Linked DNA regions of Homo sapiens: region 1 is linked to region 2. The links are chromatin contacts, found by Hi-C or POLR2A ChIA-PET in ENCODE. All regions are on one chromosome and are shown on one strand. Each heading gives the region's core, a stretch centred on a gene start or an enhancer-like site at or near the end of the contact. The rest is flanking DNA. Distances are from core to core; before and after follow the strand shown. Region 1 has its middle 20 kb from the start of TASL. Region 2 overlaps DMD (dystrophin).

Region 1 (3,949 bases), core at 697-3,196, 630 kb after region 2:
AGACACACGTATTATATATATGTGTGTGTATATGTATGTGTATATATTCATATATATGTGGAGTGTGCTATTCATTTATTTGGGATGAATAGCACACTCCAAATTCTTAGTTGAGAATCATCTAGGACATATATATATTTAGATATATGTATATGTATATATGTATATGCATACATATATGCATATATATGTTTATATACACACAAATATGTATATATATGCATATATATGTGTGTATATACATATGTGTGTATATATATGTGTGTGTGTGTATATATATATATCCCACATAAATGAATAGCAGACTCCAAACATTATTTAACACCTTATTTTTTTCTTATACTAGATCTTGGAGATCTATTACATTTCAGTTCACTGAAATTTCCAATGTTTTCTCTAGGTGGCAAAAACTATTAAAGTGAAAGACATCTTTTTTTGAGTGAGACTAATTAAAACAAACAAAGAGAAGGAAATATATTTTAAATGACACTCAGAACCCCTAATGTCACGAGGCACAGAGAACAGCAGTTAGGCAAAGAACAAGAGGTATGCAGTGGGTGGTAGGGGACTGGCTAGAGCTGGGAAATGGTGGGGATGGCATTGCTCAGTTCTAGCTGGGAGGATAGACTGGGAAAAACAGGAGTGGCTGAGGTCAGCCACTAGAGATAGGAAGGGAAAGAAATTTATGGAGAATGAGCAAGAACTATTGAAATCCTTAAGAATCCCTGATTTTGTTCTACTCTGTATATGTGGACAGAGGATATTTCTGCCTAGCTGCCATCCCCAGTTTATGCTTCACAGTACATCCTTGTAGCCTATCTTAGTTTCTGTCCTACTTGATTCTCCTGCCTCTTGCAGTTCTCTCCACAGCAGGGCTGCCCTGATGTGAGGCGACTCTCAAGGCCAGTCTGGGGCCTGTTTTCTCTGGCCTTGCTTGAGGTGGCTTCTTCACCATGGCTGATATAGAGGCCAGGAAGGACTCAACCTCTCCTCCCCTGAGACTCTCCTAGGGAATCCAGAATCCTCATTCAATATCTTTCCTATCACAGTGCTGTGTTGGAGCACTGGCTTTTCACAAATCCTTCTCTGTTCTTTGCCTAGAGGTGGAAAATCTTGGAGAATTAACAGCCACTCCCTGCTTTCTAAGGGAATGGCCTTCTGCTAACCTTCCGAGGGGCTCAGGTTATCCTTTGTGTAATAATTCTTGAGTTGGGGTGGGGATTTCTGCTTTCCTCCAGTGACAGTCTTCGACTTGGATCTAGGATTGGTCTTCTTCATGAAAGTAGAGGTTTTGTTTTGTACAATGCCTAAAATAGTCCTTAGGAGAATCTCTGTCTTCAGAAAAAATATGTGTCGAATGAGTGAGTGGATAAAAACGTAGTTAGGTTTCTAAGGTACCAGAAAAACTAACTTAAGCAGAGTGCAAGTGGAGTCTATGCTAAGAAAACTATGGATGAGAACCAATAAGTGTAGCAATGCTCGTAGGGGAAATGTCTTCAGAGATTCCTGACCCCTTGAGGCAGCTCTAACTGGCAGAGTACATCCTTTAGTTCCAAGCTTCCAGTGGAGTCCATCTGGGCAGAGACTGGAGTTCTAGAGTTAGGAAACAGAGACTCAAATAGACAGTGGGAAGGCCTGAGCAGGGAGAAGTCCATATTAGGTTTGGGCCTGAGGGGCTGGAGTAGGCATGAGGGAGTGGATGAGCCTGGGGAAATGAGGGTTCCTGTGGAAAGGACAGGTTGGTTGTCCCTTTCTTTTTCACTTATATCACTGGGGAGTTCTTAGATGGAATGAGTAGAGACTGAAACCTTAGAGTGGGCGGAAGAGGGTAAGTGGAAAGAGAGAGAGAGAAGAAGCAGCAGCAGTTAAAACGCTTGGAGCCCTTAGTTACAAAACAGGATTTTCACTTCTCTTTTTTTTTTTTTTTCTTGCTGGTAGATGCTGTTGCCCACTGAGGGAGGGTTTTCCTGTCCCCAAAGCCCCTTCCCTTCTTGCAGAGCCCCTTCGCCTTAATTTTACCTGGGAAAGCCAAGAAGGAGCCATCAGGACTCAGGAAGTAAGACTGAGAAAAGATGTAGATGTGGCAGGGAAACAGAGTCAGAGTCCACAGCAGGGTGTACAGTTAGGGACAGGGAGGTGATGAGGGAAGAACTTCTATTTCCCAACCCCAGCATGATCCAGAGGGAGGCAATTTCTGAGCACACAGGAAGGACCAAGTTGTTTGCCTTTGTGTGCTTTTTCATAAGTAAACATGAATAACCTTTCTTTCTAGATAAGGAGTCTTGCATTGGCTGAAGAAATGGAGTTCCATTTAGGAAAAGGAGCTCTTGTCTTGGAAGTTAACACACAAACCCATTTTAGAAGATTGAGTAACAACACCACTACCATTATTTTTAGAAAAAGGAAATACACCCCAAGACGACTAATTATTGTGATGGCAAATGAAGGAAATGGTTTTATTGTCAGATCCATGATTTTTCCGGTGCCCTGGTCTTCTCCAGGAGCAGGTGTGTTCTTTGATGGGTGTCTGTCATATGCTCAGTGTGACATAGACCACATTCCTTTCCCATCTGCAGACTTGACCACGACATCCTGATCTCAAAATCTGAAAATGTAAACTGAACTACACCCCTTTTAGGAATCTATTCTTAGTGATTTCTGTGAATTAACTTCTTGCTAAAATTTCCACACACTTAAGGTTTTTCCACACATGATTTTGTCTCTCCTCGAGGAAATGAAACAAATAAACCAAGATCTTTTGATCATATGACATTTTGGATGCAAATAGGCAAAAGTATTTGTTTCAAGCATTGAAGTACTTCCTTTATTCAAGTAATAATTACAAGTATCTTAATTATAATTTTTTTATTCAGAGTTTTTCATTACTATTTCTACTTAGGAGATTTTGTGGGATTTTTTTGTTTTGTTTTGTTTTGTTTTTTGAGATGGAGTTTCACTCTTGTTGCCCAGGCTGGAGTGCAGTGGCGCGATCTCGGCTCACTGCAACCTTTGCCTCCCGGGTTCAAGCAATTCTCCTGCCTCAGCCTCCCGAGTAGCTGGGATTACAGGCATGTGCCACCACACCCGGCTAATTTTGTATTTTTAGTAGACATGGGGTTTCTCCATGTTGGTCAGGCTGGTCTCGAACTCCCGACCTCAGGTGATCCACCCGCCTCAGCTTCCCAAAGTGCTGGGATTACAGGCGTGAGCTACCATGCCTGGCCAGGAGATGTTTTAGTAAAATGGTTTTGAAGCCATTCCTCTTGGGCTAAAATCTTAGCACCATAGTTACTAGCTGTGTCCTTGAGAAGTTCTTTGGGTCTCTGTTTCCCTATGTTCTAAAATAGGGTGTATATGGGTACCCGCCTGTTGGAATGATTAAATAAGTTAATACATTTAAAGTTCAACTGTTTTTAGTGCATAATAAATGCTTGATATGCCTTAATATCTGTTATTTACACCCTAAACGGTTCAATAGAAGGAAAACAGCTTGGCGTAGTGGCAACAGAGTAAGCTTAGAATCAGGAATATTTCGATCTAAATCCTGATCCTTGCTTGATCTTAGAAAATTATTTAGCCTTTCTGAGCTTCAATTTATTTATTTGTAAAATAGGAATAGTAACATATAGTTTGTGGATGTTACTGTGAATCTTAAGACAATAAATAAATAACCCAAGTATGGTGAATATTCTAATCTCAGCAATAAATAGGTAAATGCATGCTAAACTTGCCCCGCCTGCCTCCCCTACCAGTACTGCTTTATGTTCTTTTAGGTCAGCAGTTCTCAAAGTGTGCTTCCCAAGGCATTTCAGGGGAGTCCATATCAAAACATTCTCGTAATAATACCAAGATGCTGTTTTCCTTTTTCACTGTATTAACGATTGCACTGGTGGTGCAAAAGCAATAAACAAAATTCCGACTCCTTAGCGTGTATCAAGGCAGTGGTGCT
Region 2 (3,912 bases), core at 616-3,115:
TATCCTGCTTCAGCCTCCTGAGTAGCTAGGATTACAGGTGTGCACCACCATGCCTGGCTAATTTTTTTGTGTTTTTAATAGAGACGGGGTTTCACCATGTTGGCCAGGCTGCTCTCGAACTCCTGACCTCGTGATCCGCCCGCCTCGACCTCCATAAGTGCTGGGATTACAGGTGTGAGCCACCACACCTGGCCCTCTCCTTCATTTCTTAGAAGAGTTTTACAAAGTCATTGGTGATAAATAAGTAATACCATTTCACATCTGGAAACATAACTTGATAGTAATTATAAATTCACAGACTGTACTTTCTGTACTTATCTAAGTATGAATGCATAATTCCTGTTTATCTGTGTGTAGGTTTATTTTTCCCCCATTTAAGTAAAGCTCTATGTTGATGATGAGGTTTTTACGAGTTGAGATTTTAAGAGGCCTCAAATATATCTAAAAAATTATAGACCAAGTATGATGTGTTAGTGTTCCTCTTCTCTCAGCTAATTCTTTAAAGATATGTTCCAGAATTCCTGGTCTGTTCTTGAAGATCTCCCAATAATTCTAGACTTCTGAAGCCTGGATATTTTGGCTTAATTTGCTTTCAAGACAGACTGGATTTAAATTACTCAATTTGTCTGAAGTCTCATTAAGATCCAAGGTTCTTGTCTGTTCTAGTGAGTTTGAGCTGGCAAGAATAATACTTGTCATCTGAAAAGTCCATTAGAATCCTTTGGAGGAGTGAGACTGGAAAATTGGAGACATATTATTATATTTTAAAATATGCCACCTTTCTATAATAGGAGTATGTGGGGAGACTGCCTTGTTTTGGCTTCTTGGGAAAATTTGGAAAATTAGTAAAATAGGCAGGCAGTAGTAGTTCAATGCGTATTGTATGCCAAACACTGAATTTAGAACAATACTCCCCCAAAAGCATATGTGCTCTAAATTTTATTTTTCACTTACCACCTGGGAGATTTGGATTAAATTTCTTCTGGGAAATAGAGTTGGTATGAAGAAACAAAGACCACTATACCAATTTATCTGTTGGAATAATCATTTAGCCGTACAGCTCTTTCCACTCATAAAGTTAATGAGGTCATTATTGTTCTTTCTAGCTAATAGATAGGCATATTGAAACCTTAGGCCTTTCCAAAAAGTCTCCATAAGCCATTGGAAAGATAGACTAAAACACTCCTTGTTTTAAATTCTAGACCTCAGTTCAGTCAGAGATAGTAGGATTTTTGCAGTATTATTAAAAAGACAGAAACCAGCTATAAAATTGAAATGAAGGGACTTAATGTTTTTTTTCTGTAATATCTTTGGAATGCTTCCATGGCTTTAAAATGCTGAGGTGTTTCTCACTATTTTTCAAAAGCATGTAACATGTAGATATGTGACGCAAACTTGACCAGTTGTTCCTCTTTTCTGGTGAATTTTGACACCTGCTACTATTACACAGAGTAAAAGTGAAAGTCATAAAACAGAAATACTTACCAAAGTCAAGAAAAATGCATAGACTAAACAAAGGGGCAAGAGAAGCCTATTACTTGTTTCATGTTTCAAAATAAAAGATGAATGGCCTATCACTTCAGTAGTTGGAAATTCAACTTGAGAAGGTAGGTGGTTTGATGTTTGCCCTTGTTCCTTACGTTTCTAGATTTCTCTATTTATAGGCTAGAACCAGCCCTGGATAAAATAATACAAGTTATGAAGAGAAATGTGCAGTTCAGCATTTTTACCCTTCTGAAGTGCGCTTTCTCCCAGCTGCCATGGAAACATGGCGTAACTGGTTTCTTGGATAGTCTCACTCCTCTTGAGTTCCGGCTGTGAGAGCTAGTGAGCTCATTACAACTTGGATCAGAGTCCTGGAAAGTCAGCTCCCAGGGAAAGTGGAGGACAGTCTCTCATGGGGCACGGGAATGGGGGGCTTTAGCTTTATTAAACTGCATACATACTTTCACTACACAGTCATCCCAAGCTTTAGCCCAGGACAGTGTCACATTGTTCACAGCTGTATTGCATCTTGAGGTTTCTGTGTGCATCCTACACACTTTCCTAAGGCAGAGACTTATCTCTTCCAGCTGTAAGCCGGAGGGAGTGGTGCTGCAGACTCCTAGCAACACATGCGGACTCAAACAACACAGGCAGTTAACTCTCTTGAGTAGTAGACTTGTAGGGCACCAGAACTCCGTTGCAGTTCACTGACAGTTACCAGATATACATTTGTATGGCTTCCGTAGCATTGTGATGGAAGCTAAACGTTTGCCCTGCTACTTTCTTTTTTTTTTTTTTTTATTTTTTTATTTTTTTTTTATTATACTTTAAGTTTTAGGGTACATGTGCACATTGTGCAGGTTAGTTACATATGTATACATGTGCCATGCTGGTGCGCTGCACCCACTAACTCGTCATCTAGCATTAGGTATATCACCCAGTGCTATCCCCCCCACTCCCCCCACCCCACCACAGTCCCCAGAGTGTGATATTCCCCTTCCTGTGTCCATGTGATCTCATTGTTCAATTCCCACCTATGAGTGAGAATATGCGGTGTTTGGTTTTTTGTTCTTGCGATAGTTTACTGAGAATGATGATTTCCAATTTCATCCATGTCCCTACAAAGGACATGAACTCATCCTTTTTTATGGCTGCATAGTATTCCATGGTGTATATGTGCCACATTTTCTTAATCCAGTCTATCATTGTTGGACATTTGGGTTGGTTCCAAGTCTTTGCTATTGTGAATAATGCCACAATGTGAAGGACCTCTTCAAGGAGAACTACAAACCACTGCTCAAGGAAATAAAAGAGGATACAAACAAATGGAAGAACATTCCATGCTCATGGGTAGGAAGAATCAATATCGTGAAAATGGTCATACTGCCCAAGGTAATTTACAGATTCAATGCCATCCCCATCAAGCTACCAATGACTTTCTTCACAGAATTGGAAAAAACTACTTTAAAGTTCATATGGAACCAAAAAAGAGCCCGCATTGCCAAGTCAGTCCTAAGCCAAAAGAACAAAGCTGGAGGCATTCCCTGCTACTTTCTTCTGGTATGCCTGAATCACTGTTTGAGAATGGATTGGACTTTGGTGCGTGGAAAACTGGTAGCAGAAGGCTTATTCACTGCAGTGGGTTGGGGGTAGGCTGAAAAGATGTCAGGGAGGATTAACTAGAGGCAGAATGTGTCATAGTTAGAAGTATTTAGAAGGGAAGAAAGTTTGAACTCTGATACTGTTCCACACTAATATTCATGCCCTGAAAGAATCAGATCATTCTTGCCTCTCCCACTTGGATCTCTAGCTACTGGAATTTGCCAATTCTTGATATGAACGCTAAGATTTGGATGGAGCTTGTGACCTCATTTAGACCATTTGTTCTAAATGCTGAATAGAACCAGGAAAATAGGAAAAGAGGGTAGAATTGGGGTCATAAGAGAGGAATCGTCGTTCTTTGAAAGAAGAAAGATGATAGGAAACTAGGCACATGAGTTACGAGGCAGTGGAGAAGGAGGATTAGAAAGGGAAAAAAAGAAGAGAAACTTTATGCCAATATCTTCTACAAGATGTTTGGCTGGCACAAAACTAACACTCAATACTTTTGCATAAGTAAAGGAATGAGAGAAAATTTGGGATTGGATGCTTATCCCCTGGAAACTGCTACAGGCTGGTGTTAATGGGAAAGGGATCTGTATTTGACCAAAAGTGCATTTCCACGTCTCTACATTTCTTTTTATAAAGAGTCAAAGGGACTCAATGATGAGTGTGTGTGTAAGGGAACTCCACACTAGCAAGTACAGGAAAAATTTGATGGTACTGGTGAAGGATGTTGCACCAATCTGGAGGGGAGGACAGGAATTGGTTTCTCATGGATTGATGCCGCAAGACAATTCATACCATGAGTTGGCTGAGACCACTTAA

Evidence for each region. A loop is a pair of places that touch in the nucleus more often than their neighbours do. ChIA-PET counts read pairs that join two places held with the same protein, here RNA polymerase II (POLR2A). Pooled maps may share reads with other maps.
Region 1: a pooled map shows a loop between it and region 2 (4-fold over the local background). The contact joins two enhancer-like sites. A Hi-C loop is called at or near these places in 2 of 37 single-sample maps with no recorded cell type and 1 of 50 pooled maps. POLR2A ChIA-PET finds 5 or more read pairs at or near these places in 2 of 52 experiments (GM12878 and OCI-LY7).

Annotation. Positions count from the first base shown.
Region 1 is chrX:30,595,693-30,599,641 of GRCh38, reverse strand. No RefSeq gene overlaps it. Among named protein-coding and RNA genes, the nearest start is that of TASL, 20 kb to the right of the region's middle. RefSeq lists an enhancer at 2,126-2,175. Within about 2 kb of position 1,946, at least 3 of the 41 ENCODE cell types and tissues checked have a DNase peak (open chromatin) inside an H3K27ac peak, as active enhancers do; they include GM12878, where a contact is called at or near this core.
Region 2 is chrX:31,226,649-31,230,560 of GRCh38, reverse strand. All of the region lies in intron 63 of DMD (dystrophin), which reads left to right. Among named protein-coding and RNA genes, the nearest start is that of FTHL17, 160 kb to the right of the region's middle. RefSeq lists silencers at 1,328-1,377, 2,975-3,269. Within about 2 kb of position 1,865, at least 6 of the 41 ENCODE cell types and tissues checked have a DNase peak (open chromatin) inside an H3K27ac peak, as active enhancers do; they include GM12878, where a contact is called at or near this core.